Linked DNA regions of Homo sapiens: region 2 is linked to region 1. Evidence: chromatin loops called from intact Hi-C (ENCODE). Cell type or tissue: heart left ventricle. All regions are shown on one strand. Each heading gives the region's core, and the rest is flanking DNA. Links, peaks and the distances in the headings are about the cores only.

Region 1 (5,381 bases), core at 141-5,140:
GGGTTAGAGGTTGTCTCTGAAGAAGTTAAGCGGTTGGTATTTCCTCCCATGTGCAGTTCTTCTGAAGCTTGGTCCTCGGGCAGGGAGGAGGCAGGTCCTCGGGCAGGGGGCAGGGAATCGAAGACCTGCGTGGTCACAGGGGAAGAGAAGAGAAAGGTCCCGGCAAGACAGTGTACATCTAGGGTCGGCTTCCAAAGGACCGGCAAGTGACAACACGGAAAATGTGAAGACAAGCCCAGGGTCATCTTCCGACTCTCCATGTGTTCGTGATGAACCGGAAGTGACGTCACCCTCTGGCATTGTCTTTCGACTCTCAGTGTTCGTGATGATCCAAAAGTGACTTCACCCTCTGGCAACTCATCATTCCAACCCAGAGGGCCAGGCCATGAGGGGCCACGACTAAGCAGCTACATGTGTAAAGCACTCCAGATAGTGCCTGGGACGATCAAATTACTCTAAAGTATATGTGTTGCCCATATAAACTTGTCATACTGTGGGAAATGGTACTGTGGGTTCCGACTTAGAGCCTAATTTTAAGCCTTCTGCTTCAGAATGCAAAGGAAATTCATAATAAATTCCTAACCAGTTTATAGCTGATGTCTGCTTTCAGGGAGCCTGTTTTCAATGGAGAGTCTCCCTTTGTTTCTGACCCACAGTGAGTCGAGCTCTCTCTGATTTTACACAGCAAATTGGTTCCTATGCTGTTCTTCACTTCTTAGAATCCCATCAAAAAGAACACAGAGTAACTGCCTATAGAATCAGGTTCATTGGAGACTGGGAAAACTGGTGAAAGTCAACCAAACATAGAGGCATGGAAGAGTTATAGAAGAAGTTATACAGGAAGATATTCAGTTGGTCTCCACTTCTGAGATGGCTCATTTTTTAATACCTGAGTCTAAACCACATCATGTTTCTATTTTAGTTCCTTTTAGAATTAACATACCTTTATTCACGTCTGATACACTTCAGAACTTTGGCGCAAACCATCTGTTTGGGTCTTAGACTCTTTTCCTTGGACTTCCACCGGGGCTTGCCCGACGCCAGTGGACATAGAGCATGAAAAGGCTTCCTTTATTTGTCACATCCTAGTTTCCTTCTGTTTGAATTGTTGTCAGTTGATACATTAAGGGTAGAGGAAGCACTCTTCCTCCAAGGGGAGGAGAATTCCCGCTCTCCCTCTGGGTTCTTCCCTGGAGAGGGCCCTTTTTAGCGAGGAGTGGTGATGAGCAGGGTTAGAGGTCTCTCAGAGGAGGTTAAATTGGCCCTGTACTTTCTCCTCAGTAATTCCTGAGTTGCACCTCTGCATAAACACACGCAGTCTGACATGGAAGCCTGACTCGGCTGGAATCTGATCTCACCTCTCCTCCCTGTGCACTTGCAGGGACCTCAGCCTCTGCGGGCAGCCCTTTGGGCACCAGAGCCTTTCCTGACCCGGCTCCTGGCCACTCTCCCTAGAGGCTTTACCTAGGGGAGCTCCCTACCGTTTCCCCAGCGAGGAGGAAGCCAGGCCCCTCTTGGGAGAGGTCGGTGATCCAATCCAGGTGACGGGGTCGGTGGAGAAGTTCTCTCAAAGAATGTATCAGACGTAAAGGTCAGGAAGTGTCTAGCATTCCGGAACACTGGGAATTGTGATGACAGCATGACTGTGTGTCCCGGGAGAAGATCTGCTCCGTGGTCTAATGGAATCTATGGTAGATGAAAGTGTCTCATAAAAGGGTTTTTTACTGAATTTGGAAAATTCATGTTTCAGCCAAATGAATCAGAAAAGACTTTCTTTTCTTTTTTTAGCCAGAAGTGTCCATATGTTTTCAGATGCACTAGCAAAGCAAAAGCACAGAAACATCAATTTTCTAAAAGAAGGGCAAAACCACATTTTCTCCCTGGAAAAACTCAAGAGTTGAGAAAGGGAAATTGGACATGTCATTTGGGATTATACTGAGGCAAAGTTGCCATCTGAACAGAAACTATCATTGGCAAATGCAACGTTGCCACCCTCACATCTTCCAGAAACGGCTCCTGACAAGGCTCTGACCCTCACTCACGGATGGTTTCTTGATTCCTTGGTTGGTTTATAATGGCACAGGAGAATGCTCAATAAACGTGATCTCTCACAAATAAAGTGAGCATTCCAACAGGCGGTTCAAGCCTCAAGCATTTTTAGACAGAGCTGGGTGACTTTGTACTTTTAGGATATAGCTGAGTGAATCACTTTGAAGGTGGAGAACAAAGAGAGGGCCCATCATTGCGGAACACAGAGCTCTGGGGGTGAGGATGCTTGGGAGAGAGGCACTGCCCGCTCCAGTTGCATCGTGGACAGCACGCGTAACACAGCCTAGCCAGGCACTGGAGCAAGGTGATGAGCCTTCTCCTCGCTTCACAATCATAATCCTTCTGTTTTCCATTCATAAATGTGTTTCTAGATTTATCCACTCATCTGTATTCAAGCCAAATCTTCATGGTGAAATCCTAAGCAATCTGGCAGTTGGTGGAAAATCGGTATTTTTCAAGTCACTTGAATTGTTCAATGGTCACAAGAAACTACTAGTTGCTTATTTTAGTGAATTATGCTGCATTCAGTAAGTACCCAACATATGTATAACTGGCAAGTTTTACAAACCTTTGTTACTGAATCAGATCAAGGATAATGATAAGCTCAGCTGGCACCTTTCCCACTGCCAGGGAAAGGACTATGTTTATATGTTAAATATTTACCAAGTGGAAAGCACATAATCATTCATTTAATCCAGGCAAATTGAATGACTACTATGTGATGGTTACAACAATGAAACCACAATAGCCCTTCTCTCCAGTAGTCACATCTGCTGTTTCCTGAGAATGACAATATGATTCTTTTACAAGTGTTCTGTAATCAAAACACTTTACACGGGGACTTTAGAAATTCTCATATTGCAGACTTTACTTATTGCAGATGAAGAAACAGACCCAAAGAGGTGAACTCACTCATGAAAATTTCTGGAAGTTAGTAAAAAATAGTTATTGTTATTATTAGAGTGCTTTATTATTGTAACTACAAGATAGTTGTTGAGAACCTAGACAAAGCAAGCTCTGAGACACACCTCTTATGGGTGTAAATTGATACCATTACATAGCAAAGTCACTTGCATTATCTAACCAAATTAGTTTATTTAACTAAATTGGCATTACTGAAAGCTAGAAATCCCACTCCAAAGTATATAAATTCAACTCACAGCTTTCAACCTTTTTTTAATGATAAAAAACAGAAAACATTTAATATCATAAGACAAAACACAGTTATATAAAAGTTTCACAAAACATTAATTTTGCTTACTTTGTGCAATGCAATCTGATTTTTATTGTTTTCTTTTTCCTCCCCTCTCCTCTTTTCTCTGCTGTCTTCCCTTCCCTTCTCTTCCACTGAATTTTATTTATTGAATTAAATAATATTTTCACCACCTATTAAATGTATTTAATGATCCACTAATGGATCAAACTCTTAATTTGAAAAATGCTGCCTGAGAAGAATTATTGTTCTTGTTGCCAGAAACACAAAAATGTGCAAAGCAATGTCAGCAAGAGCAGAAATGTGGAACTATCACAAATGACATGGTTAAAAGGGGCAGTCATAAAATGGAACATTAAATGTGAAGGAAAGTTAGTGAACTATAGGTGTACTTATCTCAGATGTTTCTCAAAAACCAAATGAGTAAAAAACAAGTTCCAGAAGAATGTGTATAGTATATCTACATTTATTTGTTAGTCAAAAACCAACTGAATAATGAATTACCCAGAAATCATATATACAGCAAAGTTATTTAAAAAGCAGGAATGATTTATGCAACATTTAGAATAACTTTTACCCAGGTGGAGGAGAAAGTGGAGGAAAGATAGTGTATTCACAGTTTATGATGTGCATAGGTGTGGATTTTTTTGCATCTATCCCCTTGGGGCTTCAGTGTCTTGTACCTGTCCGTTGCTTTTCATCAGATTTGTGACATTTCCACTTTTCTTTCTTCAGATGGTTTTCTCTTCCCTACTCTCTCCTGACGACCTGATTACATGCCTGTTGGGCCTCTTGACACTGGCACACAGCTCAGTTTTTATTCATCTTTATTTTCTAAGCTTTAATTTACATAGTTTCTACAGATAGACTTTCAAATTTAATCATCTTTCTTCAGCATTCTCCATTCTGTGGTCCGGCCTATCCAATGTATTTTTTGGAGTTCAGATGTTATAACTTTGTGATCTAGAATTTCCATTTGGTTCCTTTTTCTAACTTGCTTTTCTCTGTTCTCATTCTTCATCTGTTCACTTGTTCTTTCCTTTTCCCCCTAAAAATACTTGAATATCTTTATAATAATTATCTTCAAAGTTCTGTTTGCTAGCTCGAATTCTGGAACCAGAAGAACATTCTGTTAGTGTCCTTTTTTTTTCCTCTTGTTCATGAGCCCCATGTCACTTTGCACACCTCTGAATTTTTAATGGTGTATAAAACATTGTATATAGAAGGGAATTGGAATACTCTAATGTTTTGTTTTGTGTTTATCTGATTTCCAGAGAATGTGAGCTCTTTTCTGTGTCTGTGGAGTAAAATGAGGAAGTTATCATCAGGTTTTACCAAAAGTCATGTTGAACCAGTGCTATGCTGTTACTTTTATAAGAATGAGCTCGCTTGCACTGAGGACAGCCTCAAGCCTTCCACTTCCCCACTGTGGCCCCAGTGGAAGGACCGGTCTATTATATTTTCATCATAGAGTGTTTGATCCAGAAAGAGGCCAGGTTCAGCTGTATCAGGCCCTCAATTCCACACACCATGAGAATAAGCAAGACTGTGCAAATTCTGTTTTTCAGTTTCTATTTCACTGACTTTTTCTTTTTTCCTTTTTCCATAAAGTTGATTTTGTGCCATGGATAATATTCAGCATAAACAAATTATTGTTTCATTTGGTAATCTTCCAGATTCTAATCCATCCCACCATGTCCACCATTGCTAATAGCCTGGCTGAACTTACCTTGACCTTGGAGAGTCTAATATTCTTTAAAAGGCCTCTTCTGCTGCTTCCATGATTGAGAGACCCGTGTTTTGTCCCCTGGAACTTCCAAGGCTCTCTAATAATCTACAAAGTGTTTCTCTTGTCTAAATCAGTTCAACAATGCCTTTCTCTTTTCACCATTCATGAATATTCTCATAGATAAGGATAGTTATTGTATATTCATTCTTCTTTTAATGTTTTTTATTATTTCCACAATCAAACATTACAAGTATGTATTGTTTTCAAATATCAATGCACAACGTAAGAGCATATACTAACATTAAAAATTGTATATAATAAAACTGACTATGAATATAGGCGATGGTTCTATTCATCTTGTTTTATGTTTACTACTCAGAATACTGAGCA
Region 2 (5,381 bases), core at 287-5,286, 520 kb after region 1:
TTATTCTATCCTAAAGACACATGTACGTGTACGTTCACTGCAGCACTATTCACAATAGCAAAGATATGGAATCAACTTAAATGCTTATCAATGGTAGAATGGAGAAAGAAAACGTGGGACATATACGCCACAGAACACTATGCAGCCATAAAAAAGAATGAGATCATGTCCTTTGCAGGGATGCAAGGGAAGCTAGAGGCCATTATCCTTAGCAAACTAACTCAGGAATAGAAAACCAAATACTGCACGTTTTCACAAGTGGGAGCCAGATGAACACATGGACACATGGAGGGAAACAAGAGACACTGGGGCGTATTGAGGGTGGAGGTGGAGAGCAAGGAGAGGATCAGAAAAAAGTAGCTATTGGGTGACAGGCCTAGTACCTGGATGACAAAATAACCTGCACAACAAATCCCCTTGATATGATATACCTATATAATAAATCTGCACATGTACCCCTGAACTTAAAAAGGTTTTTTTTTTTTGTAAGAAAAATACCAAAACACAACAGATACTGGTGAGGCTATGGAGAAAGGGAACACTCATACATTCTTGGTGGGAATATAAATTAGTTTAGCCACTGTGGAAAGCAGTCTGGAGATTTCTCAAAGGACTTAAAAGAGAGCTACCATTTGACCCAGCAAAGCCATTATTAAGTATATACCCAGTGTACTATCATGTGGGTCCCACCCTAACTGCAGCACAGGCTGTGAATGTCCCTGTCCACCACCCTCCTGTGGTTACCCAGCCTTGCAGGCTCCGGCAGCCTTTGTTTCCTCCACCAGGAGGCAGGGTTATTTATATTTCATTTCATTTCATTTCATTTTTTGAGACAGAGTCTCACTCTGTCACCCAGGCTGGAGTGCAGTGGCGCGATCTCGGCTCACTGCAACCTCCACCTCCCGGGTCCAAGCAATTCTCCTGCCTCAGCCTCCTGAGTAGCTGGGATTATGGGCAAATGCCACCACGCCCAGCTAATTTTCATATTTTTAGTAGAGACGGGATTTCGCCATGTTAGTTAGGCTGGTCTCGAACTCCTGACCTCATGATCCACCCGCCTCAGCCCCCCAAAGTGCTGGGATTACAGGCATAAGCCACTGCTCCTGGCCAGAAGGCAAGTTTTTAAAGCTGTCCTTTTCCTCGATGTTTTCACAGGCACTGAGACCAGTTTCTTTATTCATTGACAGCCATCTTCCAAGTTTGCAAAAGGAGGAGTAAATCACATCTAACTCTAAAAATAGTGACTTTTCTCTACAATCCAAATTCTTGAGAACCTTCATGCTTTCATTATTCCCTAAGCAAGTCCTGGTGCCCATGGGTACTGGAGGGCAGCACAGCAATTCTGAGCAGACCGGACTGGGTCCAGCAGCCTGGATTTGAATCCTGGCAGTGCCATTCACCAGCCATGTCATCTAAGGAAAGTTACGGAGTCTCACCCACCTCAGCTCCTTTATCTATGAAATGGGGCCAATAACAGCATCCTCTTCGGAGGGTTCATGTGAGGACTGAATCAGTTAATATAAATAATTGTAGCAATACTTGACATACAGCGAATACCATTATTTTTTATAATGTGAACATCGACCTCTTCTGTGACAACTAGGAACATGCCAGAAATATGTCTCCTCCACTTTGATCTGAATGTAGAACAATGTCATTAATAGCACCAGAATCTACCTGCTAGCTCCATGTGCCTCCTCAAAGAAGCTGGGGAGAAGGCCGTTTGCAAAGAGGAGGAGTGTCAGGAAACAGAAGGTGCGTGCTCACCCTGGCTTCACACGTGAGGGCTATTCAGACACTGTGGGCCTCGCTGCTCCCTGGATTACAGAGTCGAGGCGCTTGAAAGGGGTCGCAAACCTCATGCTTGAGGTTACAGTGGGGAAGATATTGGCATATAACCCAAAGTGAGCCATGAGCCTCCCTCTAATAAAAATCCAAAACTTTCCAATGTATTATTTTGCCTGCACGAATATGGCCAAGATAAGACTTTTTAAAAATATGGCACTGTAGTCATCTACAAGCCATCCTTTGACTTGTATTTTCTAAATGTAAATGAATCACCAAACTCAGAACATCCTTGCAGAAAATTAGCAAAATCATCACATTTACTCTGATCAATGAGTATGAGAAAATCTCTACTTCAGTCATGGTTAATAGTTTGGAGTTTTAAGGACAGTTGATGAAAAATGCCATAAAAGAAGCATGTTTAGTCTAATTTGCTTGAAACTCTGATTGAAAATTATCCTAACAGCTGAGCCCTTTTACTCCCACAGACACAGCACTCTCTCTATTCCCCTCTGAAAATTCCAGTCTCTGACTCCCCCAGCTGGGGGTCATGAGAAAATCACAGAAACCTGGCATATGAAATGATGGACAATGGGGAAGTGCACTTTCCATAATTCCTTAGAGATTTCCCCATTTATTAACATGGCATAAAGGCACAGAAACCAACATGTAGTTGCAATAAAGAGAGAAATCCACAGCATTTACTTGATGGGCCTGGAAGCCTGCCTAATTGAAACACTCATGCATTGGGGCTGCACCACCAGCTTAGAGCAGCGTCTCTAGCGTGGTTGCCGCTGTTGCTGGAGAGGCAGCCAGGATCTGCCTGTTTGTGTGCTTTGCAGATCTCCATGGTGGAAGAGGCAAAAGGTCTGAAATCGTCTCACAAAGGAAATTACTATTCAGCCTCATCCATCAAAAGCAGAAATCTAGAAATGAGAAGACTTTCAAATGTTGCCTCAAGTAGAATTTTAAGATCATGTCTTATCCAAGTTCTTCTAGCATGATAATGAGCAGCAAAGAAAGGAGAAAATGAGCAGTGTCAGAAGCACCTGGCTACAGCCAACTCCAGTTACGTGTCTTCATATGCACAGTGGATGCTGGTTTTGACCTTTGCAATCCATTACTGAAACCCCCTTGTCCTGTAATACTTCTGCATTCTGTTTGTTTTGCAGATAAAGGAGAACTCCCCAACCATTTTCCCTTTTCCTAACTTTGTGAAAAACAAACTTAAAGGCTAGCAGGGAGCAAATGTAACAAGGGGACACAGACAGCACTGTGACTGAGGTGGGAGCAACACAGACTCGCAAGCCAGAGCTCCCAGTCACGGAGCTCAAGTGAACTGCCTGCACCCTCTGTACCTCGGTGGGGATGGCAGCATAATCGTCTTTTGGAGTGTGAACTGATGCACACCACGTATAGGTCACATTAATGTAAACTCACTCCAGTGTGGGTGGGCGTCAAATGGCACATTTGATGCCCCCTTTTTTTTTTTTTTTTGCATTTCTCTTAATCAAATCCTTTGTAAATTCCAATGTTGATTTCTGTTGATACATAATCATTTAGTTAGGCCACATGATTTCAGAGATGAGGGTGATCTCAGAGACATCTAGTTTGGTGCTTTTACTTCCCGACCCTGGTGCAGATGCAGAGATGTTCCGTTCATTCGTGCAAAGTCAAGGAGCAGCCAGGAGCAGAGGCAGATGAGAACCCAGGTGCTCCAACTTCCCGCTGAGCACCTCCTGTGCATGGCACCTGCACAGATGCCTCAACGTGCACACAGGCTGTAAGACGAGACTCTTAACAGTGTCTCAAGCAAGTACTTTTCTTTGACAGAGGCAGTGATTGCCAAGATTTAGTGTGGATTAAAAGCCTAAGACAGTTTGTATTAGAAAATGCCAGCTCTGTGAGACTATGGCAGACAGCAGTGGAAGGGCACATGACCGTCTCCTACTTCTGCACTGGGCAGCCACGCCCATCGCCCGCTGTGATCTACAGATTTCGGAGAACGAAGGTCACACTTCTGCACTGGGCAGTCAAGGCCGTCGCCCGCTGTGATCTACAGATTTCGGAGAAAGAAAGTCCCATGACATAGCATTGCACGTCTCTGTGAAAAGGCACTTCTACCACCTGATCAGGACATTGCATGCCTCAGTTTAAGGAGTTGTCTTGATTTACTCAGACCTCGTGAGGAATGACTGGCTATTGGTCAGATCCCGCTCCAGATCAATTCACTCAGCGTTTCCAGGATGGGCCTGGGCACCGTATTTCTGAAATCCCTCCAGATGGTTGCAATGTGTGGCCAAGGCTCAGCTCTCCAAAGACTTCAATTCTATAATTTCATGATTTCTCAAATGTCTCTAATCCAGGATAAATATTTCCACTGTGTTTAAAGTTCCTGAGTCCCAACATGTGGAAGTGCTTTGTGGTAGTCTTTCTGGCTTCCTCCCTGTGAGCTGTTCCAGTAACTCAACTTCACAAACTACATTCTAAGCAACTTCTCTGCCCTGGGTGTGCAGGGCATTCACACTGGGTTGGAGACAAAGAAGTTGGCCTGGGGAAAGGCCCTCCCACAGGGGTCGCTCCTGAACAGGACATGGACCCGTAGGCTTTCAGGATGCCCTAAACAGGTCAGAAAACACTTGTCACCACTAAAGGGTCCACGGCATATTTCTTCAGCACAAAGGTTTAAGCCAGGTGTCCTGGCAAGAACTAGATTCAAGTAATCATGTTCTGCCCCCTGCACTTTTTACTAGAATAGGTTTAACCTCTGTGCTGAGCCTGTGTAGACAGCAAAGCCGTCACTGCAGTCAGCCAGCAGGACTTGGCTGCTTCTCACGTGTGGAGGAGACAGACCCCATGTGGAATTTGAACACTGTGCCAGTGTGTTTCTAAGAAGGTTTGGGATTGTACATGACAAACTATTCTTGTAACAATGCAAGTACAACATCAAATCATCAGGGAGCCAGGTGTGTGCGCAGAAGGAGTGCACGTGCTGCTTCTGTGGACTTTCCACTGCAGCTGGCTGCAGAGCCTGCATGTACTTATCTGTCTGAAAGGGAAGGACCCACAAACCTGCCAAGGTCCGATATCAGTTGCGGGTGGGGGCTAAATGCTTTGCCAGTGAAGCAAGGTTGCTGGACTCTACTACTCTCTCAATATCTGTTCTATCAGCACAAGAGAAATGAACAATTCACATTCTTTAAAGATGTGGGGCTGAAAACAAGACAAGCTACTGGCTGGGGTTTCCTTAGTATCTCAGCCTCCAGTTCAAACAGGCAGAGAATGAAAGACAGTGTACTTCACATAATTATAATTATCTGTGGTCTCTGTGTCTCAGCCTGCATCTCTGAAGAGTCATGGAGTGCTTTCATGGCCTAGAAATCTCCAGATTGCAGCATCGTAACTTTGAACTGCCCAAAACATCCCCTGCAGGATAACAGGCCCAAAGCTGGACTCCTGAACTTCCAAGTGACCCCCAATGCCACACCCTACTTTCAGCCATCCGTACACCACTCATCATCCACAAAAAACAAAGGCAATGCTGCACAGAAAAACGTGGACTTACGTACTTTCCAAGTAGCAAATCCACTCACTGA

What was found. Hi-C counts contacts between places; a loop is a spot of excess contacts. Peaks named below come from ENCODE experiments on the same cell type or tissue, not always from the same donor. Only the 100,000 strongest peaks of a DNase experiment are listed, where the experiment ranks them.
Region 2: it touches region 1 in a loop (2.0-fold over the local background); 13 of 110 quality-filtered maps call a loop at or near these places.

What each region holds. Positions count from the first base shown.
Region 1 is chr6:168,962,777-168,968,157 of GRCh38, forward strand. LOC105378146 (a long non-coding RNA gene) reads right to left here and starts at 1,606. Exons shown (of 4, transcript NR_136250.1): 1 at 1,482-1,606. It overlaps LOC105378145 (a long non-coding RNA gene), which reads left to right and starts at 1,600. Exons shown (of 4, transcript XR_943300.3): 1 at 1,600-1,691; 2 at 2,421-2,576. RefSeq lists an enhancer at 1-988. In heart left ventricle, for the core only: no CTCF peak of the experiment used is centred there; no DNase peak of the experiment used is centred there; H3K27ac peaks cover 208 bases.
Region 2 is chr6:169,485,681-169,491,061 of GRCh38, forward strand. The region is part of intron 25 of WDR27 (WD repeat domain 27); the gene reads right to left. Among named protein-coding and RNA genes, the nearest start is that of LINC02519, 100 kb to the left of the region's middle. In heart left ventricle, for the core only: a CTCF peak has its summit at 2,320; no DNase peak of the experiment used is centred there; H3K27ac peaks cover 1,049 bases.